Regions from separate parts of the Mus musculus genome. Here region 2 is linked to region 1. The links are chromatin loops, found by intact Hi-C in ENCODE. Cell type or tissue: heart. All regions are shown on one strand. Each heading gives the region's core, and the rest is flanking DNA. Links, peaks and the distances in the headings are about the cores only.

Region 1 (15,109 bases), core at 4,469-12,468:
TGCATTTGTGTGTGTGTGTGTGTGTGTGTGTGTGTGTGTGTGTGTGTGTGTGTGTTTGAAGGCCAAAAGTAAATGTTGGATATCTTCCTCATTCGCTCCCTACCTTATTTTTTGAGACAAGTTCTCTTACTCAACCTGGAACTCAGAGGTTAGTCTACACTGGCTGATCAGCAAGCCTTGGACATTCTTTTGTACTCTGCATCAGGTCTACGGTTTTAGAATCAGACCATAATACCGTTTTTTGTTTGTTTGTTTTTAATGTGGGTGCTGGAATCTGTGCTTTCAAGCACTTTTCTGACTGAGCCATTTCCCAGCCTCTTTCGCTGTGTTTTCCAAGTTGATCACTGCTCTTTAATACAGCAGCTGTTTCTCACTGAGCTGCATGGCAAAACCTGATACTATCTCTTTTTCCCACCACTCCCAAGCTGAGGACACTGCTGCCTAGAAGGACTGGATGCTGCCTTTTTCAAACATCCCCTCATTCATTCACAATGACTTTACTATGTGCACACTAACATCAGACCAGTGAGTAAGACCCAGTTCCCATATAAGGGAGGCAATAAGACTATGTCGTAATCACGAGGGTTGGTATTTACCAAGCCCTTACTACAGGCTAAGCAGCGAGCCAAGACGGCTGTTTCCATGATCTCAGTGAATTCCCTCCACAGCCCTGTGAAGCGAACGGTCTTCTTATACATGCAGGGTAACAGAGAGGAAAAGCAAGAATGAGATAGGCTGGCTTGCCCAAGACATGTAACCAGCAAGTAATAAAGTCAAGATCTGAGGCAAGCTGGTTAACATCACAACCTGTATTCTTCACCAGCTCAGAAACTGGGAAGGACATGGTACCAAGAATGTAGGCTGTGAGGAAATCATTTTGCTTCAAAAGAGCCACTGGCCATATTCATTCTGAGATCTGAGGACTTAAAGGTTACTCAAGAGGTCACCAGATACAAGGTCACAAGAAACCTGTAACCTACACAGCTGAATCAGTGTATGCTTGTGTGTGTGTGTGTGTGTGTGTGTGTGTGTGTGTGTGTGTGTGTGTGTGTGTGATTTTACATTGTAGTAACACTTAAAAACTAAAGTTTCACCCTAGCACGTTGGGGTTTCCAGCTTATTATAAGAACCTAAACATCTGGCCACACTGTCCCCTTACCAAAGGACATGGATTTTCCAGTTCATCACAGTTGCCACCAGTTCTATTGCCTCCCTGATATCAAGGAGAAGAGGAGGTACTCAAAGCCACCACGTAGATATTTGGGGACAAATGTGGCAAACAAGAGACTGGAGACCCTTATATGTTTAGCTGATAGTAGTAATAGTCTCACGTGCTTGATATTACAATAACCCTCCCTTTCTGGCTAGACAATGTCAGCATCAGATTTGTGCCCTGAACTAATTAATTACAAAGAAACCCAAGCTGGAAGATAATGAGTCAAAGGGGATCTGGAGCCCACAGCCACCTGCCCACAAGAGGCATAGTCCCCATCATGTCTATCTATCCAGATCTGTATCCCAGGCAGCCCTTTGGGTGTTGAGCTTCTCACAAATCTCAGGCCTTTGGGTGTCTGTTTGTCCTTATTGGAGAGGAAAGTGGAGTGGGCTTGCTCAGTGATCACATGTTTGACCTGAAACTTCCAGACTTTCTCTCTTGGAGTAAACAGACTCGTATGAAATAATATCACTTTTAATTAGAGGTCTACATCTAAGCTGGTCTTCCAGTGGGAAAGTCTTTTCTGCAGCTTAGAAGGCTTCCTACCAAACTGTCCAGCAGTCAGTGACAGACCCTGAAGCGACCTTGATTCCGAATTCTGGCCTTAAGCTAAGTCTGCAAGGCTGCTGTCTACAGGTAAACCAGATGTGATCCAACAGGAAGTCCGGTGGTCCCATAGATCATTGAGCTCAGCTCATTAGATGTGTTTGGGTAGAATCCTCACTATGTTCACAGCCACAGAGATCCTGATCTGATCTTAGCAGGCCATATTTCTAATGAAGCTTCCTTCAAAGAGTGTTATTGGCGGCACTAGGTGTTCCATCCTGAGCTCTGCTAGATAGCCCTCCCCAAGGAAACCTGACCCAGAATACTGACCCATCGTAATAAGTAACATCCATGCACAAAAGAGTAGACACACACAGTCAGTCCTTCACTTGTCCAGATGAGAGATCAATTCCTGGGGAGGATCATACCACCAAGGTAATTCCAGAGTCAGATGATAAACTTGAGGCAGACCTCAGATCTCATAACTGGAGACCAGTGATCTCGTCACATCAACACACAGGAAGCACGGGCTCTCTAGTCCCAAGCTGGGTGGAGACAGGAGGAACTGATTTGTTATCCAAGTTTAATATCACCAGCTTCTAGAACACTCCCTTCAGCTACTCTAGTATCTCCACTTCTTTCCACCTATCAGAAGGAAATGTGCTTAGAAGAGTCTAAATGGGGAAGGGCAACCCCTAATCCATGAATACCACTGGACTTGGTCTTCAGAAGGCATGGGATCTACTCTACAGTGAAGCTACCCAGCCATACCACCAATATCAGTATTGATAGCTACCCAACCACACATACCGTATCAGTATTGATAGCCATCAAGTGGGAACAGTGACCCTCCCACCACCCTGCTTTTTTTTTTAATGTGCATACTTAGCCAAGCAGCTTAGCTCATGAAACCTTACCATCACACTTTCCCCCTTGTCACTTCCCCTTGCCCTAGCCTGGGTCTCACAAGGACCTGATATCCGAATCCAACAGACTTCTCTTCAGGTAGCCAGGTTGCCTGCCTGGGACAAGCATTCCTGGGAGGACAGAAGCTGTGCAGAAGTTGGGGTGAAGAGACTAACTACCTTGTGATGTTGAAGATCTGTGCTTCTAGAGCTTGCTCTGCTCAAGGCTCCCCCTCTCTACCCTTGCCCTGAATCCCCACACCTTCACCCCCTCATCCCATCATCCCAGAGCTATTAGTCACTGGCTGAACTTTACCGTGGCTCTCTGAAGCCAAACCATTTTCTTCTCCTTCACCCTTTCTTCTGCCAGGTGGCACAGACCTAGTACTACTGGAAGTCCCTAGTGTCCCAGATGTGAATGACACGGGTAGGTGATAAGAAATATGTGACATTAAATCAGACCTGCATGTCGGGCAGTGCTGTGCAGTGGAGACTACTCCTTTGGTGGCAGCCAGGCTGTCTCAGTCGCACAGAAGACTTCTCCAGGCCCCTCTGCATCTCCAGACACACTTCATTAAGTAAATGAGCCAAAGACCCATTGGTCCCACCACAGTTCGGAGACATCTTGTGGCCTCCTGCTATATGCTAATTAGCTAGACCCAAGCTTAGTCTATTATGCTGATGGTGTTTCAACCTGCTACACCCAGGCCACATCCTCAAAGGGTATCCAACACAATGGGACCCAGGAACTTCTTGCTTCTCCACTAGTCCTGGACACATCAGGTATAATGTCAGCGAAGTGACAAGGTCCATGACCTTACTTAGAGATCTATACACTCTTCTAACACTTCAGTAGGCTCAGGAGAGTCCCAAGCGTCCTTTGGGCTGCAATCAATTAGCATGGCAGCCAATATGTCCAACTTGAACCTGCTAGCATTGTGGCAATTTTCTGTTTTAAACTGTTTGTTTATAGGACTGGGAATAGATACTCCACACATGAAGCTGTGAAGCAATATCCACTGATGGAGAAGTGGATTTTAAAATATTTTTCAGTATCAAGAAGGATGGATTCAATAAGGGTGAAGATAGAGATCTAGGCTAGAAATCATGGATTTTTCGTGTGGCTTGGTTCCATTAAGAACTCCAAATAACTAACACTATAATGAAATTGAGGACAGCAGGGACCAGAGAGGCTGTCAAAGGGAATGGCCCCAGAGCGTTCCAACAGTGTGAGTCAGAGACCAATGTGCCAAAGTTGCACATTGTTGCAAAAGAAGGAGGACCTTCCCTGTTCTAGAGAGCTGCGTTTCTTAGTCTCCAGGAGAAGAGACCCTAAATCTACAGGAGAGAATGATCCTGAACACAGTCTTTGGCGATATAGCTTCAGGCTGGGCTGTTTCTTGTCTGATGTTAGGCAGGAAGTTTTCCTTTTTCAACCTGAGGCTACTGAGTGGGTAGCACATGAGAAGGAATGCCTCATCTTTACACAAGTGAGGAGCTCAGCCCATGGCCGTTGTGATAGTAATTGCAACCTCAATGATAGGTCTGATTAGGAAGATGCTGTTGTGTTTGTTCCACTGTATGGTGGGGCTAGAATTATCACATAAGCAGAGAACAAAACAGGTGCCTCAGCAGGCTTGTGGTTCTGGCTTTGGGATGATGCCCTCTGGGCAGGCCTCATGGAATTTCAGAGGAGTTGACTTTTAGTAGAAATGGTGTCCTACAGATAGCAGAAAACAGGACCAAGTGAGACCCAGAAAATGAGAAGTTCATGAGGATGTATGATGGGAGGACCTAGCATGCATGGGTCAAGAGCCGGCAGAAAACAGGATCACCAGGAAAGCAGGAAAGACCAATGAAGAGATGGGCAGGGCCCATTATCAGTCCTTACAAAAGCCATTTTATTATAACTTTACCCCATTAACCCACTGAAGACTTCTAGTCAGGATGGTGGGATCATTTCTTAAAGCAGGTTTCCTAATGTCAAGACCCCAGAGTCTTTCTCTGCCAGGCCCACTCTGTCTCAGCTATTTACCGCCGTCCTTGCAGCCATTTTATTTTTCCATCCAAGCACTATCCAGATGAGCAATCACTGCAGGAAGGAACAAAGGCATCAGTCTTCTTGCTGTCACCCTGAGCCCAACTAGGGGCACAAAAGCCTATGTCCCAGTTTCACACATGCACTTTTGAACCTGAGTTCATGCAAAAACCAAAGTCCAAACAAGTTTCCAGTAATGAAAAGCGCCCTACGTATTATAAAAGCAAAAGCCTACAGCCATCTCTAACTAAAGTAGCCCAGCCACAAGTCAAGAGCTGTGGCTGTCCTACCACTTAAGACCTTCTCTTGGTATGAAAGTGATCCCATTAACTTGGCCTAAGTGGCCTTAATTTTGTTCCCTTTCAAAAAGATAAAAAGGCTGACCAAAAGCAGAAGTCGTCAGAATACCAAGGAAATGTCTAAAATTGTTTTCCATTTGAGAGAAGCCTGAATGTATCTGCAGCACAACACTGTGCTATTGCCTCCATCTCCCATCCTCTGATTGCAAACCTAAAAAGGACAGAGTCAACATGCAGCTCTGGCGGTGGACTGCAGCAAAGCTGAAAATACAGTGTCCTTCCTTCCCACCAATACTTCCAAATGTACGCTTGCCATAGAGGCTTCTCCACGCACAGCAGCAAAAGATAATATAGTGACCATGTGTTCTAGCACTCTTAGGAAGGTGAAAGTTGTTAGAAGCATAGCTATCCATAAATAGGAGATATCTAAATAAAGTGATGGTAGATCTAAATGAATATTATATTGTCATAGTAATATCACCACATATAGCACTATAAATGTTATATAGTCTAGCTGGAGACACCAGAGAGGTGGGATACATGGGTGTAAATACTAGTCTCTGCTACTTACCAGGTATAGCACTGAACAACTTACTGAATTTTTCTGAGCTGCAGCTTTTTTCAGTGAAGATGATAATAGTACATCTGCCTCGTAGGACTGTTGAGAGACTTGAATGAACTAATGCATATTAATTATTTGGAATGATGCCTAGCACACAGTAATCATTCTATCTTAAAACTCAGCATTGGGTTTTAAAAAAATTATCATCCCATGGAATACTAAGGAGAGCAAGACTACAATTACCCACATGTATATGTATATCACTCCCTGGTATACATGATTGAACAGAAACGACACCAAGGTCACTCCAGTATTCAGTCTTCTAACTTTACAACTTTCTAATGAAGCAAAACTTCTGGGAATGTTCCTCGGATAATGATGTAAGGATGCAGATGGAGAATAGAAAGAAGTAGTATTGATTGAAGCAGCGATCCAAAGCGACTTGCTCTTTCTTTGATTTTGTAGAGGTGGGTAGATGAAGAGATAGGGAGGTACATGTATAAATGGATGGGTGGATGGGTGGGTGGATGGATGGATGGATGGATAGATAGATAGATAGATAGATAGATAGATAGATAGATAGATAGATAGATAGGTAGGTAGATAGATAGGATAAATGATACATAAACATAAAATAACACATCACTGTAAAACTTTAAGCTTAAAGGCATGAATAAAAAAAGGTCTGAAAGTACAAATTACTGTGTCCTTTCATCACGAGGAGAGTAAAGGCTGAAAGGACCCAATAAAAGCCTAAACACAAAGCCAACAAGATGCTGGGGTTGGGGAGGGGGGAGGATCTGAGCCCAGCTGTGCCCTGTCCAGGGCTCTTCCACCATCCCACATGGCCTCTAGAGACCACCCAAGAGCTGAATGTGACAAAAGTGGTTAGAAGGGGCCTTCGTGTCCACATAGCACAGGCTAAAGTGTTAAAAGCCAAAGGGGACTGGAATGGTTTTTGTTTTTCATTAATGAACCTGTTGGAATGTGCCAGTCAGCAGCTGAGCTCAATGGCTCCTGCTGTGCCAGCAAAGCCACTTCCCAGCCCTGTTCTAGTCTTGTCTGTCAGGGGACTGGGAAAGGGACAGATCAGTCAGAGGGGCACCTTCTACACCCACGAGGACCCCAGTCTGCAGACTTCCTTCCTGCCTCATGCTCCACTCATCCACCTCCCACTCAGCACTGGCAGGTGGATCCCCTGGGAATCCTGTCTCCTACAGTCATCCTGCAAGTTTGGATTCTATCAGCCTTGCTGTTCGCTGGTCTTAGTGACACACAATTAGTTTCACTCTGACCTAATAATTTTGAGAGTCTTTTCTGGTTTTAGTAGCTAAAGAACATAGGGAATTTCCTTTTTTTTTTTTTAATGTTGTTCCGTTATAAAACTATAATCAATTCTTCCTCCGTAAACAGGATACTTAATTAAAACTGCTGGCCCCTTTAGCTGCCTTCAAAGGTTGGAGGAAAGCTTTTCTAATCTAGATGAAAATGCCATCTGTCCCTTTCATTTGGATTCCAGGTGCAGGTGCCTGCCTTAGGATGTCAGAAGTCAGTGCAAGATGTCAGAGGTTAGTGAAAGGTCTCATCATGAAGACTGAATGCATGCCTGGCCACTACTGGGTGGCCTTGCATGATCTCATTCAGCCTCAGTATTTCCCATCTGAGAAATGGGTGCAATACCACTTAAGGTTGCTGGGGAGTTAAGATAGTACCTCTAACATGCTTGCACACCCATGCAAGTCTGAATGCATCCGTCCCTTCTTTCCTCTTGCCTAACAGCAGTCTTCCTCTGGCCAGGATTCTCGAGATACTATTAGCATTGGTACACATGGACATGCACACATGCACGTACACGCACACCACCATCCCCACTAGGTGGTTGTCAATTCTCCAAAGTTCCATAATTTCATTTTCTTTGTGTCTGTCTGCCTGTAGGAGTGAGAGGGCATAGGTCACGTTTGTCTACAAATGGCTTCTTTGCTAAAACCACTTCAGATCTGATGCTGAAGGAACACGCCCCTGGCAGTGGTCCCTGTCAAAACAACTCAATGATATCAGGGCTATTCTCCAAGGTTGTCAGCTGCTCCTCCCAGACCCAGGGCTGACACCTCTCCACTCCCACCAATGCCACTGCCTAATTACTCCTTGTGAATGGAGACAGAGAGAAGGGGGTTTTCTCTACTACTCCCACCTCTGCCAAAACCACACACACACACACACACACACACACACACACACACACACACACACACACACACACACACCACCCCACTCCAGTTTTCAGAATGCTCTGAACATTTCCCATCCTTCCTGAACTAAGGTGGCCAGAACAAAGTCTGCCTGGCCAAGCCTGCCTCTTTCATTCCCAGTGCCCTCCCCGCTGCTTCTTCAGTCAAGGTTTTGAAGGAGGAGCAAGGACTGGAAGGAGAAGGCCCCAGGTGAGGCGACTGCTGCCAAGTCTCTTTCTTTGCCCCACAGTGTATCTGATAAGCGTCTGTGTAGTTTATTCTTCTAAACACTTTAATAGGGTACAGGGCCTGCAGTTGCCATAGAAACACCTTTTAACTCCTCCTCATCCAGAAGGTTGTGCCAGTCCCATGGGTTTTGGAGAAAAAAAAGAGAAAAGAGACACCCGTGGATAAAGAAACAGGGAGAGGGAAGGCCATTTTGGTGTGGTGATGGGGGCTTACCAGGGGCCCAGCTAGGCATGCTGTGCCCTTGCCTGGCAGCATGGCATCTGGCCAGAGTGAGAATGCTTGAAGGTTCTGGAAGAGGAAGGAGGCAGACGGGCTTGAGCACACTTTCCGAGCTCCAGTTTCCCGAGGACAGTTGGGAGCCATCTACTGGTGGCAACAGGCAGGGTGCCTGCTGCTGTCAGGCGGCAGCAGGTCAACAAGCCAGCAGGCCCACACCCACACCTCCCATTTTTAAAAGCATTATCTCATCTCTTGTGCAGTGCACCAAACTGAGGGTTAGTGAGCCTGGATCCCTGCCAGAGCAAGGATCTCTCTCTCTCTCTCTCTCTCTCTCTCTCTCTCTCTCTCTCTCTCTCTCTGTTCTGGGTTTGGCATATTTCTTGGTAATTTGACTTTGTTCTAGGAAGCATATTAAGAGGAAGGAAAAAAAAAAGCTGTTTCTTGAATAAACCCATAGAAATTACAAGAAACTTTGTCAGTCTGACCCACAGTAGGACCCCAGGAGTGCCCACTGGGAACACGCTCATGTTGTCAAGGCCGAAACCTCTAATCTCTAGGTTAGAGATGAGAACCCTCTCTCCCTACTCACACTACCAAACCAAACTGAACACGCCTCGACCCACTGTGAAGCTGAAAAGAGCTTGGACCATAGACTGCACACCCAGATTCCTCCACCTGCTAGCTCACAGGCCAGCACCAGGCTCTAGGCTGAGCAAAAGCAGACAGCAGGAACTAGTAGAGAAAGTCATCGGCTACTGGGAGGAAAGACTAAGAGGAATCTGGGTGGGGGCCCTAATGAGAGAAGGGAGAAAACTTTCCCAGCCCTCCAGCAATCCAAAAAAGGATGCTTGCAAGCACTCCATAAAGCCAGGGGTTCTCCCCCAGGGACAGAGAAGGGTGGGTGTCTCTGGGTCCCAGGAAACCTTCAAGAAGGGTGACTGCAGGGTCACACAAACACCCTGGGCTGCCAAGTGGACTGACCTGACCACCAAAACCACCTCCCAGATTTCCCCCTAGGCCGACCCACCAGCAGTGCCTCTCCAACCTTGGTTTTCTTTCCTGCCAGGTCACCACCCCTCCCCCCGCCCCCCTCTCAACACAACACACTTGCAGAGTAGAATCCCTCACTCAAGACCCAGTGGAAATTTTCCATCTCCTTTATGACCATACTTAAAACACACACACTCCATTCTTTACTGACTCCACACTGGCTAAGGGCAGCCTCTTGTCCCACCCCTGCCCAGCAAACACACATTGGACCTGAGAGCTTTAAGGAGCTGGAGAAGAGAGTAGCCAGCTTCCACTTCCCCTGGAGCCCTCCAAACACTAATGTCCCCAACACTCCTCTGGATAGTGGGTTCTACTTCTTATCAAGTCCCTCTAATCAGCACAGTCTCTTTGAGACCATCACCACAAGCGATGAGACCTTTGGCAGCTTTGCTCTTTTGGTGACAAATCTGCTTTCTCCGATGATACTCACTCTCTCCCTCCTCACAAACATTCCGGGGGAAGAAAAAATATATCTTCCTGTGAATTTTCACAGCTCTATGATAAGTGATTCCCCCACAGTCACCTCAGGCCAGCTATCAACACTCTGATGCAGTTCTCCCAGGGAGGAGGGCAATCCCACAGTTTCCGCCCCCCCCCTCCCCGTTTTTTTTTCATCTCCCCCTCCCCCCTTTTCCAGCCACCCAAACTTGGCAGGCAAGAAGCTCCATTAGCACTTGCCGGGAGAGCCTGCAGCTAGGCTGAGTTTCTCAAGGAAAAGAATGAAGTTCAAGGGCGCGGGAGATAAGCAATCTTTGAAGCTAGGAGTTTTCTCTCTCGCAACTCCACCCGCACAGACTACAACTTGTAAAGTGTCGTCGAGGTCCCAGAACTTCAGTTAGCGTTCCAACTTTTCAGAATCTCTCACCCTCCTTCTCCAGCTCTTTTCCCTTCAAGGCAATGGGGAAATTTTTCTAGATATCAAGCAGGACCTCGTTCACGCTCGCCCGCCAGAGACCACTAGGCCACTGGTTGGGTTCCCTCTGCAGGGCATCTCCCCACACAGAGTCCCCGCCCAGGGAAACTGAGTCTTCCGGAGCACTTACCGATGTCGGAGTTGCAGAAGGCATCCTGGGGATGGCTGGGAGAGCATGTGCACGCTTCCGCGCCCCAGTGCCCAAGGCTCCAGCAGCTCAGGAGCACGACAAGCCCAAGCCAGGGAGTCATGGTAGCTGTTGTGGTCCGCTGCGGGGACTGCCGCTCTTTTCTTCAAAGTTGCCGAGCGCTAGCGCTGATGCTACAGTCCGAGCTCACTCGCTGGGTTTAACCGGGCACTGTGCACGGTGGGCAACGATGAGCTCCGGGGAAGTGCCTTCCAAGTAGCCCGGCGGGACAGGACTAAGTGGCCAAGGGTCGCTGGAACACGAGTCCGCGGAGCCAACGAGTGGCCTCCCGGAGAAGGATCGGGAAGCGGAGAAGCGGGAGAAGAAGATTCTTGGCGCTGGCGGCTGCCCGCTGCCCACTGTGAGCGAGAGTCCAGGGCTGCAGAGTGATATAGGGGCGCGAGGGGACCCAGCCCCTCGGGAGCTCGGGGTCCGCCCCCTCCGACCAATGGCAGCGCCGCATTACCTCATCGGCCCTCCAAAAAGGGGGCGGGGCCGGGGGGCGCGGGGCGACAGGGCGGAGCCGGCCCGGACCGTTCAGATCCTTATAGGGAATAATGCAGTTGTGGGCACGCGAGTGGGTGGGCTGGGCGCGTCCTGGGCCGGTGTGCGCTACAGCGGCGTCCCACGGCCCCTTCGCCCTACGCCCACCGCCTCTCTATGAGCCTTGGACCTAAACAAGGATTCAGTCCCAGCCACCCAGCCTTCCTGCATAATCTCTTCCAAGGGCCCCAGGTGGCCCGCACCCTGAAGTCCTTGATCACGCCTCCTGGAAAAAGTCAAGAAGGAAGCCTCAAAGAAATTTTCACCTTCTTATCTTTCCTAGAGAGAGCAGGGAGTAAGAGGAAACCGCTGGACATCAGCTTCCCTCACCTCCCACCCCCAACACACACACACACACACACACACACACACACACACACACACACACCTCTGCCTTTGTGGGATGGCTGTGGTAATTGCCATTGGGGGTAAATGGATCTGTGGAATTATTCAACAGACCCTGTTCTGGACGTCAAGCAAGCCCTTGCAACCAGGGCGATTGTGCTAGTATGATGAGGAAACTAGAATAGTTGGAGACCTAGGTTAGAATGACTAAGAGGGCGTTGTTTTCTGTGGGACAGTAAAAGATGTGACATCATGCCAGAAGAACATCAATCACAAAGGCCTGGGTCTTCTTTGAAGGAAAGAATATAGGGAAAGGGGGAGTATGATAGCTGGTCTCCCTGGTGGCAGACAGCAATCCTTCCTTCTGCAAGGAACATTTGAGGTAAAGCAATCAGTACGTGGAATAAAACCAGTTCTTAGAGAAAACCACCTATAGAGCAATATTGGTAACATTATTACCAACCCATTTTAAATAACATCTTAATTGGGGTGTGTGTGTGTGTGTGTGTGCTCATGCTGTTTTTTGAGACATAGTCTTACTATGTAGCCCAGGCTGACCTTGAACTCAAGATCTTCCTGAGTCAGGCTTCTGTTAGAGTTACAGATGTGCAGCGTCATACCTGGCCTATGCTCTCTTTTTAAAAGCAGGATTCCATACTCCATCTCGTTGTGTTCACATATTCCTTCTAGTTGGGGAAAGTGAGAACAGGTGTCCTGTGTACCTTCCAGCTGAAGAAGCAGGCCCAGAAAGGGATGCTCCCACCACACTCTCTAGCTGGCTCTTCTTACCAAAAGGGATGTACATCCCTGACTCAGCATCCCTTTGACCGATAGTACTCTTTTAGAGTAATCTCTCTCCCCTCTCTCCTACCTGGTTTTGAAGGAGACCTGTGTTTTAGCTGCAGAATGCTGTAAACTTGTAACAAATGAGGAAAATCCAAGGGACTCCCTTGGGTTATCCCCAAGAGAAGAAACTTTTATGGCAGAAGCAGAAGGCAACATGGTAACATTATTTCTGACTTAACTGCCCTTGTTGTGGTTGTTGTGTGTTGATGCTGTGGTTATTTTGAGACAGAGTATCATTAAGTAGTCCAGGATGACCTTGAACTCTCGATGCCCCTGCCTCAGCCTCCCAAATGCTTCCAAGAAGCCTCCACCCAAGTATTACAGCTATACAGAAGAGATCTTAGCTCCCACATCTTTCTGTCTTAGCCCCACTCAGCTCTGAAGCCCCTCCCCTCCTTAATTCTGTTTCAGGGTGCTCTGGCCTTCTCACTACTCTTCTAGCCCCGGCTCCAGGAATATAGTTATATGGTTTCCTTTCCTGACACGCTGAGGCCGAGTATCAGCTATTTGCAGCATTGCTTTTTTAGCCATAGGAAAGTCCCAAGAAACTTGAGTGTAGATAGTAGCCGGCAGTCAGTCACTTGAGGCCCGAGCCATGGGCACTAATGGGGCCACTCTGAGGAACTAGGTTGAATGAGGACATACTTGGTGGAATCTGAGAGATTCACTGAACCTTGCACCGTGCCAGTCATGTGGAAGACTTTAGAAGGGTTTACAGACAAATCCCTTTGGTTTAACATCTTACAGGCTAGAGGCCTCTCTTCTCTGCTTTCCTATTGCAAGACCATTTTGTCCAAAGTGCCCTTTGTTTTTCCTCCAAGAGAAAGCCTTTCTGGAATGCAAGACAATCGCCAGGCAGCTACTTTGCGCTACGTGTCACAGAGCAGATGTCCTAAGAGAGGACGTCTGAAGTGTGTCTTGTTCTGGGGGCTACTTCCTTAGCAAAGCCTGGGTGTCTTCTGATTATTTTCCATCCTGAAAGCTGCTGATTTGGATTTGTTTCTCCCTTGATTCTTCAGCACGGACTCACTCAGAATTTGAGGGCCTCAGGAGATACCTACAGCATTCTGGTCAGGAGTTTTCTCTTCTGCCTAAGCTGAACTGCTCGTCTCTGCTCACCTCTGCAAGGTCAGCGTAGTCATGATCCTAGGAACAAGATGACGGGGCTCCCTGAGTCCTCATGTAGGTCCTTCCAGCAGGTGTGCCTTGAAGCCACCCATCTGGACATTAGGTTGTTCACTGGGCTAATAGTGTGTAAGGATTGCTTCTGCTAGTCTATTTAGTGAGCAAGATTGAATGGGCCTGGAGCTTGGGTAAGAATGGGGATACCAGCTTTGCTTATCTCTTCTGGTGGCTGAGAACAATGACAAATTTATGACACTGGGCGAGCTGAAGAGGCTTCAACCAACACCTGGCTTGTCCTCAAACCTAACTGGCTCACCTAGTCCCTCTGTTGGAACTTTTCTAGAGACGTTAAGAGCATGTTCACTTCCTATGTATCAAAATTCAGAGGGTAGACCTGTAGGGGGTATTTTCTCAGGCATCTGAAGAAGATACAAAGTTGCTCCGAGACTGTTGAACTTCATATTCAACATGAGAAAAATAATGTTCAGAAGAAAGAATTTACCCAGTGTCCCACACTCAGCTGGAGGCAGAGCCAAGTTCATGTTGTGAACCCTGATTCCTTAGCTTCTATCTGCATCACATCCACAGGGCTGTCTTCCAGGCCAGGGCATGGAATAAATGTATTTCCAAGTCCCATAGCTGGCCTGTGGAGAGCTATCTGTACTGCCTAAGGGTTCTTGTCTACACTAACAGATCCTCTGAGCTGACCAGCGTTGTATAGTTTTGTGTAACTCAGAGGTTACTGCCTGTTTCCCTTTCTACCTTATTACATGATACCTTTTGAAAACATGCCAAGCACGTTTTACAAATAGATGTGTGAATACCTCCTTTCTGGAGAGGAAAAGCAGGCTAGGATGGAAAGGAAACATATCCACACCTGAGACCTGTGATAGACATGGCTGCTGAACAGTCAGTCATACTTCCAATCCAGTGGACAAGTCACTTCATGCATCAGTTTCCATGTTTATTGGATAAAAGATTAGACTTTATGATTCCCTGCAAGATGTCCCTTGGTGTTGATAATAATAACAACAATAATAGTAAGTCTACTACTCCATGGGAAATTCTCAAAGTTGAGGTGAATGGACGTGAAGGAAGATAAAACTCACTGTGTGAGCAGGTTTGACCTCAAACCAGCATGCCCACCCACCTCACTCTCAGCATTTCCTACACTCCCACACTACTCTGTCTTCCTAGACACAGGCTTAAAATAAAAGACGGCTGTGCAGACTGTGTTGATAAAGGTACAGGAGAGACTTGGGGTCTTGTTTCTGGTGGAGCCTCTTGGTGTTACCAGTCCATCTTTCTGTTCTCTTTTGGATTGGAAGCATTAAAGGGTCCAGAGCTGTGTCTTTTGTGTTCAAAACTTAGTGGACCCTTGCACACCGTTCCAGTCTCAATTTAGATATTACCTCCTTAGCTTGACCCTTTTCCATCCCCTTCAAGCGGATTCCCCACAGCACCTTAGTTGGGTTCTTTTTTGCGTGTAGCTGACTCTGATATGGTTGCTCATCTACCTGTTTCTCTTCCTGAAGTGTAAGCCCATTGAGGATAGAGCATTGGCAGCAAGATTCAGTTCACTAATGGCTGCAGGGACCCAGAAGTCCACACTAGTCCCGAGGCTCAAAGTTGAGCTTGACAGGCAGCAGCTCCTCAGAGGGACTCACCGAGCCTATCCCTCTGGCTAAGGCTAGGGGGCGCCGTAAGCCAGAAAACACCAATTCCCTGAGCCTTCAGCCTGCTGGTCTCGCAGGCCCAGAAAGGGACATATCCACGCCAGACAACGGGGTGCGGGTGCCTTGAGTGGGTGAAACGATCCCTTCCCGTCTGACGGCCAC
Region 2 (15,109 bases), core at 4,622-12,621, 55 kb before region 1:
CCCTCAAAGACCCCGTGCACACCTTTCTTTGTGCTGAGGCCTGACAGGAACTGAAGGGAGCTGGGCTGTTGGAGTTGGCTGAGTGACAAAGCCCACTCTTGCTTCTGAGGATGTGTGGTCAGGGCAGGAGGTAAGATCAAGCCTGGGAGGGGGAGGGGCCATGTTGAGTAGACTGCAAGAGCGACACCTGTGCCCTGGTGCCCTTTCACTGATGGACTCCACCTCCCAACCTCCCCTCTCTGAGGATACCCTCAGGGTAGGTCTCCCTTCATAAAACAGACAAGGACCCATCTTGTTTCTCAAGAGGGAAGTTGTCCCGGGAAGAAGCTCATCATGAGGGAGGAGGGAAAACCTTTGGGTGTGGCAGGAAGGATGGGCCAGATAAGGGTTTGGAGCCAGTGGTCAACATGGCAGCTTTGAGCTCTTGGACCCAGCCCGGGCTTAGGGAAAAAGGTGAGTCTTTCTAGAATTCTGTATCCACTAGTGTGCGTTTTCTGTGATGGAAGTGTTGAGCAGTCCCTGGCTAGGTGGTTATTAACCTTACAGCAGCAGTCATGTGACCTGTTAACACAGCTCTCCATGGGAGAAGGCTTGGGGCATACATTTCCGCTAGCTCCTGTCTCTGAAATGCGTGTCCTGTCACTCCAGGGCAAAACTATTATTTTTTAATCTCAAAACAGTTTTCCCTCCCCCCTACACCCCTGTATATCTCTCACATCTGTTCCAGCCAAGAAGGAACAGCTGCTCGGAGGCCCACCTCTCATCAGCTGCCTTATCTCCTGGATGAATAATGTCCCCTTCCCCAGCAGCAGTGGGCTGGCAGGAGGCCCACAGTGCTGCAGGCTGATGACAGCCCTCAGAGCTAAGGCAGCTGTGGGAAAAGGATGGGCTGCCCAGGACCCACGTGGGTGAGGCTGTCCTCCATCTTCCAAGCCTGGAGGTCCCAAATTTCAGTGAACCTCATCTCACACACAGCCTGACCAGCACACCTCAAAACGCTGCCTGGGAAACAGAGGCACTTCAGACGTGGGCCCTGCTCTTCAAGAATGGGAATTGTTCATGAAATGTGATTAGCTTCATAATCTTGAAATCTGTTTACCTACTCCAGGTCTCAGTTTTCCTCATCTGCAAAATAGGTTGAAATAAATGTTGGATCAAAGCAATGGGTTCTCTGCTCAGCTCTGTGCCAGCAGTGCGTCCTGCGTGCAACACAATTCAGTAACACTAGACACGCAAGGCTTTCCCAGGGCATTCATTGTCACCTTGAGCAACTGCATCCCCAGACAACTAAGAGGCTTAATAACTCTCCACATCCCCTCTCCCACCTGCTAGAGAGTCAGTAACAGACTTCCATGGCAGTAAAACAGCCGTCTTTTGGCAAGTGGAGTATTAGTTGTGCCCCAGGTTCCCCAGTGAATCCCACCAAGCTCCATATTAGCCAACAGAATTCTTTTCCTCTGTTTTTGTCTCCCTCACTGAGTCACATGATTTCAACCTTAGCTTCCAGTTCCTCATCTCAGGAACCCAGGGCAGGGTAAGCACCTACTTCATAAAAGTTGAATGTGTGGATCTAGGAGATGAGGTTTATAAGTAACCAGCCCTCAGCCAGCATCCCCAGTGAGTCCCGGGAATTCCTAAAACAATTCCAACATGACGGACTGCAGCTAGGGGCATAGATGCTAGGAGCAGAAGCTGAAAGCTAAATTCTCAAGTCGGAAAGCCTAGGAAAGGCTGGCTAGCTCCTAACTCAACTCTACTTGTGTCTTAGTTAGGGTTTTATTTCTGTCAAGAGACACCAGGGCAACTCTTACGCAGGAAAACATTACATTGGGGCTGGCTTACAGGTTCAGCGGTTCAGTCCATTGTCATCATAGCAGGAAGCATGGTAGTATCCAGGCAGACATGGCGCAGGAGGAGCTGAGAGTTCTCAGGCAACAGGAGACTGCGTGCCACACTGAGCACATATCACCTCAAAGCCCAACTCCACAGTGACACACTTCCTCCAACAAGGTCACATCTACTCCTACAAGGCCATACATACCTCCTAATAGTGCTCTTTCCTATGGGCCAAGCATTCAAACACACGAGTCTACAGGGGACATACCTATCCAAGCCACCACATTCCACTCGCTGGCTCTCATAGGCTTGTTACCATTATGTAGGTAGTCCAACTTCAAAAGTCCCTGTAGTCTATCACAGCCTCAACCATGTTTAAAAGTTCACAGTCTCTTCTGAGATTCATGCAATCTCTTAATTGTAATCCCCTATAATATCACCGTCAAAACCAGATCACGTACTTCCAACCTACAGTGGTATAGGATGTACATTGCCAATCCAAAACGTAGGGAAAGCACAGTGAGGAAACACTGGACCAAAGCAGGTCTGAAAAGCAGCTGGGCAAACCCCAAACTCTGCAACTCCGTGTCTGATGTCAAAGCACTCTGCATATCTCCACCTCCTTTCAGTTTGTGGATTCCAACACACTTCGTTCTCTTGGGCTGGTTCTACTTCCTGTTAGCAGCTTTCCTCAGCAGATATCCCAGGGCTCTGGCATCTCTAACATCCTGGGATCTCCAAACCTTCATAGCTTCACACTGTGAAGCTTCATCATGACCTCCCTGGGCCCTCATGCAGGGATACCCCTGCCACACACCTGGCCTCGGCAGCATCTGTTTGTCTCAGAGGGAGATTCCATAACCCCTTTCTGAACCACATGGCCAAACTGCAAACCTCTGCTACTTGCTGGGGCTGGAACATAGCCCCCTTGTTCAATCCCATCTTCACCAGCTTTCTGTTTTCAATGGTTTCCTTCACTGCCTAAGCTTGGCTGCCCTGGATCTTACTCTGTCGGCCAGGCTGCCCTTGAACTCAGAGATCTCCTTGCCTCTCTCACGTGAGTGGTGGGATTAAAGGCAAGTATGTACTCGCACGCTCAGAAAACTGTTCTTTAACTCCCTTTCACAAGATAGAAGTTTAGCTGTGTGTAATCTTGCCCTGAGGTCACCACTCGTTTATTTCATTCAATATCATTAATCTGTTCATCTCCTTGAACCCAGGCCTTGGCTCCTTCCCTCCTCTGGGTGCCTCCTTTCTCCTTTCAACCTTTTTGCAGTTTCCCTTGCACAGCTTGCTCCTTTTCATCAAATCATTCTTCACAAGACTGAACTGTAAGGAGCTACACAACCAGTATCGATACTTGACTGCTTTGAGATTTCATTTGTTAATGCAATTAATATAAACCTCTTCACTTTAGCCTCAGCAGTCTGTTCAGACAAGGGCAAAAAATCAGCCACATTCTTCACCAGAATATCACAAGATGAATCTCTAGGCAACATACGAAAATTCTTCCCTGAAACCTCTGAGCCAGGCCCCCACAATTCAAATCACCCTCAGCACCACTGTCTTCCATTCTTCTACTAGTGTGGTCCATTAAGCGTTGCTTAAAGAATTCCATTGCGTTCCTAACCCAAAGTCAACATAGCTCCAAACAAAAGCACGGTCAGGCCTTTGACAGCAGTACTCCAGTTTCTTGGTGCCAACCTCTGTCTTAGTTAGGGTTTTATTACTGTGAAGAGAGGTGTGTTTATAAAAAGATGAAGAGAGAAGGGATATGTTTGGTGGACGTGTAGTCAGGTATGGGGGGAAGGGGATGCCTCCGCAGACCCATGCTGAGCCCCTTCCCTGAGCATGCTCCCCCATCTGAGTATCCCCCTTCCCTGGAGCATCAAGACTCTACAGGATTAGGCACATCCTCTCCCACTGAGGCCAGACAAGGCAGTTCTTGGCTACATATGTGCCAGAGCCTCAGACCAGCCCGTGCATGCTCTTTGGTTGGTGGCTTGGTCTCTGGGAGCTCCCAGGGATCCGGGTTAGTTGAGACTGTTGATCTTCCTACGGGGTTACCATTTCCTTTAGCTCCTTCAGTCCTTCCCCTAACTCTTTCTTAGGGGTTTCCAATCTCAGTCCAATGCATGGCTGTCAGTATCTGTGTCTGTCTCAGTCAGCTGCTGGGAGAGCCTCTCAGAGGACAGCCATGCTAGACAACTCTTATAAAGGAAAACATTTAATTGGGACTGGCTTTAGAGTTTCAGAGATTTGTCATAGTGGGTAGAACGGCAGCATACAAGCAGGCATATTGCTGGAGATGGAGCTAAGAGATCGACACCTTGATCCAAAGGCAACAGAAGGAGACTGTGTGCCACATTGGGAGTAGCTTGAGCATGGGAGACCTCAAAACCTGCTCCCACAGTGACACACTTCCTCCAAAAAGGCCATACCTACTCCAGCAAGGCCACACTTCCTAATAGTATCATTTCCTGTGTGTCAAACATGGGGACTGAAATGAACTGGCACGGTCTGAGGTGCCCAACAAGCTTAACAACAACAAAAAAGGCTAGGGTCTAGCTGGGACTACAATGGTAGAGACATGTTTCTTGTCTTCCTATCATTTAGTTTCATTTCTGTTGTGGGAAAAAAAAATCTTGACCGAAAGGCTTTACTGATAAAACGGGTTATCTTTTGAGATAGTTTTATTCACGTGGCAGTGTACATCTTAGAGTTTCCCATGGAAAAACATCACTCTTACAGCTTTATTTTTTCAGAATGAAGATAGCCTTTTTAAAAAATATATTTAATTTTATGTTTTTAGTTATTCACTTTACATTCAGCTCACTGCCCCTCTTCCAGTCACACCCCTCCCATAATCTTTCCCCCATGCCTCCCCCATTCTCCTCTGAGTGGGTGGGGGCCTCCCTGGATATCCCCTCACCCTGGCACTTCACACCTCTATGGATAGCTTTAAAATAAAAATCTGCATATAAAAATGTTCTGTGTTGTTTTATTTTATTATTTATTTACTTACTTACTTACTTACTTACTTACTTACTTACTTACTTATTTATGCACTTTATATCCTGATCATTGTCTCCCCATCCTTCCTCCTCTGAGAGAGTGGAGCCCTGCCCCCACCCCATATCCCCCAACCCTGGCACATCTAGTCTCTTCAAGGCCAGGCTCTTCTTTTCCCACTGAGGCCAGTCAAGACAACCAAGTTAGGGGAACGGATTTCACAAGCAGGCAACAGCTTTTGGGATAGCCCTCACTCCACTTGTTCGGGGCCCACATGAAGACCGAGCTGTACGTCTGCTACATATGTAGGGGGCCTCGGTCCAGCCTCTGTATGCCTTTTGGCTGGTGGTCAGTCTCTGAGAGGTGTTTTATTTTAAGGCAAACAATAGCTAAAGAAGATCCAGCTTTCTATTTCCCATTCCTCCCCGCTCAAATCATCAGGTTAGCATTTTGGTGAATGTCCATCTACCCATGTTTTTATGTATTGATGAATAATAATAAAAACATGAACATTAATTTCCAGTGAATTTTTGTGAGTAAAGATATTCTTTACTTGTTGGGTTTAATATTTGCTGTAATTTTAATATAAACCTCCCCCAAACCCATATGCAAGCAATAAGAGATGGGGCCTTCGGGAGTAAGCAAAGTCTTTACGATGCAGCCCGTATAGGTGAGATTGATTAGTGTCCCTGCTAAGAGATCTAGAGAGCCATCACACTCCTTCCTGCTGTCTCTGGTAAAGACACAATAAGAAGGCCAGGCCATGAACTGGAAAGTAGGGTTTTACCACTCCCTCACTCTTCTGCTTCTGCTTCCTTGACCTTGGATTTCCAGACCTGAAAGCCATAAGAAATAAATATAAGTTGTTTATAAGCCACCCAGCCTGTGGTGTTTTGTTACAGCTCCTGGAATAGATTGGCACAGGGCTGCTGTTTTGGCAAGAGGAGCATGTAAGTCTGGATGGATTTACATAGAAGAACAAAATAAGCCAGAAAACCCTAGAAGTTACCGGAACAAGGGAATATGGGACTGCCCAAGGAATTGGATCACAGAGGTTACTGAAGACAGCATCACAGATTGTGTGGCTTAAATGACAGAAATGCATCCTCTCCTAATCCTGGAGGATCCAAGTCTGAAGTCAGGGCATCTGGTCCTCTGGAAGTCTCAGGGAGAACATTTTGTTGCTTCTTGCTAGCTTCTCAAAGTTGTCAACAGCCTTTGAAAGGTTTTGGTGTATATACCATCTTCTCCATCTTTGATTCCTTTATCATTGATGTTTATTCTCTCTCTCTCTCATATGTGCATATGTATATGAATAGTTTCCTCTTACTAAGACAGCCATTATGATCCATTCCATTATCATGTAACCTTTTAGCTCAGTAACCCTACAAAGGCTCTATTTCCATGTCAACTCACCTTCATAGGTGACAGGACCCCAGGTAACAGGGATCAGAACTTTAACCTATGCTTTGGAGAGACATGATTCAGCCCAGGATAGGGCGAAGCCCCAGGGTAAAGGACGGAGGAAAAGGATGGAGCCACTGATGCATTTTCTGACATGAAACAAAGAAGAACCCAAAATGATCCTGAGAATAGAGACACGAAACCTGCTTCCCCCAAAAGCCCCTGCCTGTGTTTTTATTAACCTCTCAGTACTTAAAAGCTCTGAGATTCACGAGAGCAAGCTGCCCATGCGCTCCTTCAAGTCCCTTTCCCACTGGTGCATGTAGCTGGCAGCTTCCCCGTGGGCCCCATCAGCCTGGCTCCAGTATCCTGTTTTCTGTTCCTTGCCAGATTTCTGGTTGGTTGCCACCTAATTCCTTTGAGCCTGGACTAATTTCTTGCAGTCCTCAGGAAGCATTGCTAATTCTCAAGTCTTCCCATCTGGCAGGTCCATCCCCACCCTCTGTACAGCATGCATGTTTCCTGTGATTTATATTTGTAGCAAGATGGCGTTATCATGACCTTAAAACACAGAGAAAGCCCTGATGGTCAGATCTCCCTCCCTCCTTCCCTTTTGCTAGTTTGCAGCAACCTGGGTTCCTATGCCCTAGATTGTACACCAAAGCTTATATGTATAGAAGCCGAGTAGAAAGCGTTCTGGGGAGTATAGAGACAGTCCATAAAAAAGCTGGAGTTTCTCTGCTGGCAGGCATATAGAATGTCTGGAGCCTTCCCAGGCCTGGCTAAGAACAGATATGGATGTGATGGACCAGGCTGTGACCCAAGCCAGCATGATCATCCCTTTTGCCAACTTAGAAGCTACAGAACAAGGAATAGTTGCAAAATCTCATTGAAGCAGCTGAGAATAATGAGGTTCCTGCTCATTAGCTGAGGTCCCCTGCCAGAATCCGTTCTTGCTACTGCAAGACCTTACATAGCTGAAGGAATTATGACACTTCTCCAGGGTTCAGAGTGACTCAGTCTTGGGCCCCCTGCCTCTTGACATTGCCTCAAGCCCTCAGTAATCCCCAGCAATGTACCATCTGTCCTGTCCTTACCGTTTAATTATCTGTCATCCTCAATTTCTCTGGAGTTCTGGCAGCCACTTTTAAGACATACCTGGGGTCCAAGAGCTCATATAAAAGTTTAAGAGGAAGATAAAAGGAACCCCAGTGAGAGTCTCCAGCACCAACTTGTGTGAGACTGTCAGAGATCCCGCAAAAGCATGAAATGGATAGGACTTAGACTCTGCGGGATAGCAGAGACAGAAGAAAGCAGTGATTGGCTAGCAAGGGAATGACAATAGTGTTTTACCAGTGCCCAGCTCTGGTGCCACATCATATGTCTCTATATTCCAGCCACAGAATTGGTTGCAAAATTTGTCACTTTGTCCCAGTGTTAAAGCCATATTTATGGCAAAATGACACAGATCAATAGAAACCAGGCAGAAAAGAAGACCTCATGGTTCACTTAGCTCAGAAGATAAAGGTGGCTTTCGGCCAGGCTCTGTGGATGTCAGGGACTAGGCAATCAAGGGCAAGGCCTTCGTCTCTGTACCAAGAGACCATACGGGCATCTGTTCTGCAGCAAATGGGAAAAGAAGCAAAAAACGAAAAACAAAACAAAACAAAAACAAAGATCTCCACCAGCTAACTTCTTAGCTGACTACTCCTTTTCTCTACAATTCGTAGACAGCAACTGCAGGGAAGCTGATGAGGACACTCTTCATGCATTCCCAACCTGTTCCTGTCACAGTGACACAGTTCACTAATGGGAGGGAATTTAATCACGAGTTCTGCCTGCCAAAAAAGAGAAAAAAAAAAGGATATTGGCAGATAAAATAAAACCCACAGCATTCTTCCTGCTACCTGGAGAACCCTTAAATCCCTGTCTGTAGAGAAACCCCACTTCTTCTTCAAGATCTAAGCCCTTCTATACACATTTACGCAGTCCTGCCCCAGGAAAAACTGAACATTTTTTTTTTTAAATTTTAAGGCATGTAGCCCTGGCTGTCATGGAACTCACTCAGAAGATATGGCTGGCCTCAAACTCACAGAAATCGCCTGCCTCTACCTGGGATTAAAGGTGCGCACCACCAACGCCTGCCCCTTAGGCTGAACACTCTCTGGAACACCTTAGTATCTCGTCTACTCCTTTGTCATGGCATTTGCTTTTTTTTGGTTTGTTTGTTTTTAATTTGATGTATGTTTGTTGTACAGGTGGATATGTACATCCTTCATACAATGTCACAGGCATTTCTTCAAACGTTTATATGACTATGCACATCTTTTGAGGAGAGTCACTCCCTCCCTCTTACTCCCCTTCCTGATAATCACATGCATCTTCCCCAAGCCTGACAACCTTCCTTCTGCTTCCCCATGTCTCATAATTGTGTGCATCTACGTGAAATCTACGATCCTCTAACTAAAGAAAACACATGGTTGATATTTGTCCCTTTGAGTATCGCTTACTTTGCTTAAGATAATTCCGGTCGCATCCATGTTCCTGCAAATTTACCTAAATTTCGTTCTTGTCTATGGCTGATTGAAACTCCCTTATGCGTTCATCTGTTGGTGACACCTAGGCTGATTCTGTAACTTGGCTATTATCTGAGCAAACATGTGTTTGATGTTTGTTTGGTCTCTCCATGCACAGATCCCTCCTGGACTGTCAGGTCTACAATCTGGGGTTATGTTCCCATCATCTTGGTACCTCGGTACTTGGAAATGTCTGGGGACCAGGGGCTTGGATGTTTGGAGGACATGGAGGACATCCACCCTCTGGCTGGACAGAGAAACCAGGGTCCTGGGTTAAAGGAAGCAGCTACTTGCTACTGGTCAATAATCTCCGTACATTCCTTGGAGCTTTAAGAGGGAGGAGCCTGTGCATTCTGTGTAGCAGTGACTCCACCTATAGACTGTAGCACATGCCTGGCCAGCCCTGGTACAGCATTTGGGCGAAAATACTACCCTTCATTCACTGGATATGAGAATCTTGAGAGGTCAGGGAGGTCAATTTGAGTTCCTTGGGATTGCATTTTTCTTGTTGGGGCTGATATTCCTCCATAAATACTGAACCAGTGTCACTATGAAGCAGACCACAGTTATGAGGGTCACATACTGTTGTCTGGAAACCCTGACCATCAGACTTCATTTCTTCCCTGTCACCACAAGAAAGAACTTCTTCCTCTTTGCAATGGCCCTTCCTCCCCATGTTTATTGTTTACTCAGTCCTTCTTATGCATGCTCTCGTTATCGCCCTCTTCTGGCCTCTTTGAGCACTGTCTCCACATACACAACTTGTCTCCATTCCACTCCCCACAGACACATAAATAAAAATAAAAACAAAAATCTTTTCTTTAAAACACTATTCTAGTCTTACAAGCTGGCCTAAGCAGTGAGATTTGACTGTATTTTCCTGATTGTGTCCCTAATTCTGAGTTCTTCACACATCTAAAGAAGCTAGGAAGAGAGCCAGCTGGAGACTCCTGACTGCGTCCTCAAGGTGGCCTTACCCAGGCCTGGCAAGACACTGAGTCCACTGCCATTATTGTCTATAAGGAAGGCCACCCAGCCAGGATGGAGTCCTGCCTGACTACCTGGCCTCTCAATACAGCAAACAGAGTGAAAGCAAAAGGCAACATCTGATAAGATAAACCAGGGGAAGGGTGGGGCAGACATGTTTATGTGCCTTATAAAAAAGATGCACCTAGTAAAAATATCTTACCACACTTGATATGAAAAGGGCTGTGTCCTTATTGTACAGAGGCCCTGTGAGGAAGCTGAGTGGAGAGCCACAGTTTTTAAAATGGAGAAAGATGTGAGCAGAGTCACACAAGAAAGGCAAATCAGATGGTTAATTTTTAAAAATATTAAGGCAAATAACAGAGACATCCACGGTATCCTTGGAGGGATGTGACTCGGCAAATTGAAACACTCGTTGTTCAAGAAACTATAGTGTTATGAGACCTGATGGTCACAGGCCTGTTACTCTAGGTACTTGAGAGATTAAGTCAGGAAAACAAGTTCAAGGCCAGCCTAGGCTCCAGGGGGAATTCAAGAGTAGCATGGGGAGAGTGGCTCTGGGGAGGAAAGAGGGAGGGAACAAGGAGAGAAAAAAGGAAGAAAGGAAAAAGAAATTTTGTTTTTGGGGGTATGTTGGTCGTAGAGGAACTATTCTTATCATTGCATTATGTAAAAAATTCCAGAATCATAATGGATAGAAGGCATGAAATCAATTATGTGTATGACTACATGCTGTATACAGTAAAATCAATAGTTGGATCAAAATGTGTATATAAAGATTGTTAGGAATTTTCTCTGCATTTTGTAAATTCTCTGGCAATTTGTTTGCTTCTTCGTGCATCCCATGGGTCTTTTGGTAAATCATATAAGAGTAGAAAACGGTTCTGTTGCAAGTAAGTGCTTCTGGTTGCCCTCCGATCCCTCCTTCATCCTCCCATCTCGGTTGCTCTCATTCCAAGTTTCTAACTTTAACATTCCTACGCTAAGGCTGACCATTCCCATAAACACACTGTGAGTCAGACTCCTGAAGGCAGGCCACGGTCTGATCTGAGTAGCCTGTGGAGATGAGTGACCATTTAGCAGAAAACACCCTTGCATTTGCTTTGATGGGAGCGGATGATGTTCACAGTAGCCTCCACCACACCTTCCCTTCGCATACCTGCCCTAGAAGTGCCAAACACTAGGAGATCTGTTGAGAGCCAAGGTCAGCATGACCTGAGACACATCTGCACTGTGCACGTCTGTCCTCAGAGGGAACATGTCCTTCCCCTCTGAGAATTATTTTAGATTATATTTGAATTATTTTAAAGAGACAATACTTCAGTGAAGTTAAGGATATGACTCCAGATGAGACAGGCAGATCAATGGCACCGTGTTGAGTGTCCACCCTCTGCCCACTGTGAGACTGGTCTTACATGTGTCTTAGAAGTAAGGAGCACAAAAATAAGTTGGCCTTTGACAGTGTGAGTGGAACACGGTAAGTCTGCCAAGAGCCAGGATGTGGTGTTAAAAGCATAAAGACTGGAGAACCAATGATAGAATTCAAAGGCAACTTTCCTGTTCATCAGCTTTGTGGTTTAAGGGAGTTAATTTCTCAGTCTCTCCAGCTATAAAATGTGGAAGGGATAGCCCAGCCGTCTCCCAACTCTGTTCGTTTATCAGGACCCTGCCTTCAGCAGAGCCCAACAATGAACCCGTGTGCACTTGTAGTTTGCTACTTTCTAGAGGTTGCCACTTAGAAACCACAAGGCCATTTTGGTCAGATGTCTACAAGGAGGAATTCTGGGTACCAGAGAGTGGACAGCTATAGACCTAACCCTTTTACTTACCAGCAGGTCTCTTTGAACAAAATATGTATCTTCCTGCATTTTAGGATGTACCTGTGAGAAATGGGAGCTGATAGCATCCATACATAAGGGAATACATATATTCTGCATGCTGCTCAGAATGTAGTAAAAAGTTATTCCATTGCCTAGTTATTTGAGACATTTTCCCTAGTTAGAAAAAAAAATGGGAATCTAGGAAACAGCCTAAAATCCATACACAAGAAAGTACCTGTTCTTTTCAGTTCATTTGCTTTGTAGTTGTGTAACTGTGAGTTTTGTCTAGCCCTTTCTGTCCTCCCCTCCCCTGCCCTCTCACCTGAGAGCTCCTTTGGGTAACAGATACATAGGGTCAGGTCTGTAATCAGCAAAGTCTTGGTTATGCAGCCGTGTAAGATCCTTGTTGTTCCCTCTCTTGGCAGGTCCTTCAAACCTGACTTCATCCTGGTCCGACAGCATGCCTACAGCATGGCCCTGGCTGAGGACTACCGGAGCCTGGTCATCGGCCTCCAGTATGGAGGGCTTCCTGCTGTCAACTCTCTCTACTCCGTATACAACTTCTGCAGCAAGCCTTGGGTGGTAGGTTACAGATCAGTCCATCTGGAGGGAACTGGGAAGCATGAGGTGGTCCTGTAATGGCTCCATTTCCCCAACACAGGACCTCAGCAAGGAGAAGAGTCTTATTTAAACAGCAAAACAAACAACTTGACCCCAGGCCTCTTCAGGGAATTGCGGCCTTGCAAATAGTATGTGTAACCCATTACGATAGAGGACTGTGCTACAGGAATATTAATCTTGATGACTTATAGCTCAGTTAATACAGTACTGGGCTCGGCCTCTACTGCTTCATAAACCAGATGTGGCGGTGGATACCTATAGTCACAGCACTTAGGAGATGGAGGCAGATGGATCAGACAGGGACTGACTTGGCTATGTACTAAGAGTTCTAAGCCAGACCAGGCTATGTGAGACCCTGACTCAAACAAAAACAAACATATATTACCGGTTTCTAACATTCTAGCATGTTCTTATTGTTGCTCTTCAACGTTATTAAACACTTATGAGTGCCAGAAGCCCTTGAGAGGTACCCATGCTATCAGTGTTTGACGATGGTTTCATGGCTCTGCTCTAGCGAGGAGGCTTACTTTCAGGCTGGATAAGAAACCCTGGGGTCTTAGGGCTCGTGGATGGTGAAGTCAGACTCTGAAGCCCTCTTTCTCCAACTTAACAGTTGCTTTCTCCCCATGGATTCCCTAGTCTCAACCATTCATTTGCTCTACTCAGGTTTCCATCCAACCATCATCAAAAATGAAGGGGCTTCCTAAAATACCAGCCCTCTTCCATTCTTTCAAATGCTCTCTGTCCCTAACTGAACTTTGTGATCCCACAGTTGGGTCTGCATCTAAATGACATCATTCCTTTAGCTACTATCTATCTCCATTAGTATAAGCAATGCACACACACACACACACACACACACACACACACACAGAGTGATAACATCAGAGTGTCTGCTGCTTGATCAATCTTCTATTCTACTGGAACAGTCTATTAACAAATGTGACAACTGTGTTATCAGTCCTATGATACATACCTTGATACCTCAGGGACAAAGGCAACTCAAAGGTGAAGAGAAAATGCTATGAATTGCTTCAGCTCTCTGGCCTATCGACCCTGTTTGGCTGCCTATCTGTCATCACCTTGGCGAGAAGGGCACTGATTGTTCTGGACTCTGAAGCTAGATTGCCCAAGGCCAAGTTTCTCCATTGAATGTGTGCCCTCAAGCAATTTCATTAACCTCTCTAAATTCAGCGTCCTTATTTTTTAAAAAGGATGATAATAATAGGTTCTTCCTGGTTTTCAGTAGGAGCATGTAAAGTGTATGTAATGGTGGTTGGTACACAGCATACCCATATGAGAAATTGGGACAATTGTTGCCTCTTACACATGGACTGTGACTACGCTGGGATGGCACTCAATATTTGTTGAATCTTGAGTTCATGTAATACATATTGATAGTCATGGCTACAGTCACCCTAGCTGTGGTCTCTTTGTGTCATTAGACCCATGGAATCTATGGTTTGAGTACCACGAGAAGGACACAGTCCATGGTTTTGATAGCAGCAGCTTCACTCGCATCCACTATGTCCTGTACTCAGCCCCAATATGCACATCCTGATAAGCAGGTATCTCTACTGCACAAGCGAGGAAACTGAGGCCCATAGAGCTGGCTGGCAGCAAGTGCTGCCTCTCTTCTCCATAACCCATGAGCCTAGCTATAAGCTGCACTGCAACTTCCTTATCTATAGAATGAGTGATACCCTCAAACATATTTCCCCACATTTCTCAAGTTCTCCAAGAATGACTCTGGGCTCTGCTGCACACTTGGGCACAGGAGCCCAGTGCGGAGCAGGAATTCTCTCAGATTTTTCATCTCTGGAGCAAAACATGGCTCTTCTTCTACCCACCAGATACCTGTTTGCAGAGTCCGAGCTGTTGTTTTGGTATCTGCCTGTCATTTCCCTTTGCCTTTGGAGTGAATGAGATCCTTGGTCCAGCCTTTTAAAGCTCATAAGGACCACCCTTTGCCAGCTTTCTAATCATGCCCTGCACCTGAGGCTACAGCCACGGCAGCCACTGAAGGCCTTCTGTGTCTCCTTGACCACACAAAACACCCTTCTTTCTCTTATAGCATAGGTCCAGGGGGCCTTCCTGATGCCCCCCCCTCCTCTATGTCCCAAATCCCCCATGCTTCCCACTAGCATTACCATCCCATCCCAACTTTGTAATGTACAAATTAGGAAAGTGACATTCGGAAACCTACACTTGACCCCTGCTCCTCCAGGTCTTATAGCTAGTAAATAACAGGAAATAAATTCTTTAGTTTGAATGAGAGAGTCTGGATTCAGAGTGAGTATCACAAAGTGCCTACAATGCTGTCCTACCTAGAAAGATAGACATTGTAGGCAGAGGGATTGCAGGACTCCCAGAAGACTGTACTGTGGGCAAGAACCTTGTGTTAAATGGCTGAGAATGCAGTTAAGAGCTTGTAAAATGTGGTTAACTGTAGCCAGTTACCTGCTAACTTGCTAGGTCAGGGGGCAAGGCACAAGGGGTAAAGAGAAATGATATCTAACCAAGGAGGGTGCCTTTTAATCCTAGTGGTGGACAACAGATTCTAGAACTTAGCACAGGGCAGGCACTTGAAGGCCAGGTTCAAGTGGGTTCCTGGATCCTAGTGGGAAACCCTAGCTGCCTAATGATCTCTCCTTTTTCTCTCCCAGTTTTCTCAGCTCATTAAGATCTTCCATTCCTTGGGTCCTGAGAAATTTCCACTAGTGGAGCAAACATTTTTCCCCAACCACAAGCCAATGGTGAGTGCCTTTTTAGTTCTGCTTATCTTTATAATGCAGAATGACTATTGCTTGTCTATCTTCTGAGTCACTTTGGGCTGCTCAGGCCTCGCTTCCT

The links. Peaks named below come from ENCODE experiments on the same cell type or tissue, not always from the same donor. Only the 100,000 strongest peaks of a DNase experiment are listed, where the experiment ranks them.
Region 2: a loop joins it to region 1, with 2.8 times the contacts of the local background. A loop is called at or near these places in 11 of 42 quality-filtered maps.

What each region holds. Positions count from the first base shown.
Region 1 is chr10:86,296,221-86,311,329 of GRCm38, reverse strand. The region is part of intron 6 of Syn3 (synapsin III); the gene reads left to right. Timp3 (tissue inhibitor of metalloproteinase 3) reads right to left here and starts at 10,918. Exons shown (of 5, transcript NM_011595.2): 1 at 10,356-10,918. The coding sequence starts at 10,476. RefSeq lists an enhancer at 13,913-15,109. In heart, for the core only: a CTCF peak has its summit at 8,421 (motif pointing left); DNase peaks (open chromatin) are centred at 7,639, 8,399, 9,049, 10,879 and 4 weaker places; H3K4me3 peaks cover 3,514 bases; H3K27ac peaks cover 3,391 bases.
Region 2 is chr10:86,351,454-86,366,562 of GRCm38, reverse strand. Syn3 (synapsin III) reads left to right here. Exons shown (of 14, transcript NM_013722.3): 5 at 12,061-12,217; 6 at 14,923-15,012. Among named protein-coding and RNA genes, the nearest start is that of Timp3, 59 kb to the right of the region's middle. In heart, for the core only: a CTCF peak has its summit at 9,558 (motif pointing left); a DNase peak (open chromatin) is centred at 6,652; H3K27ac peaks cover 335 bases.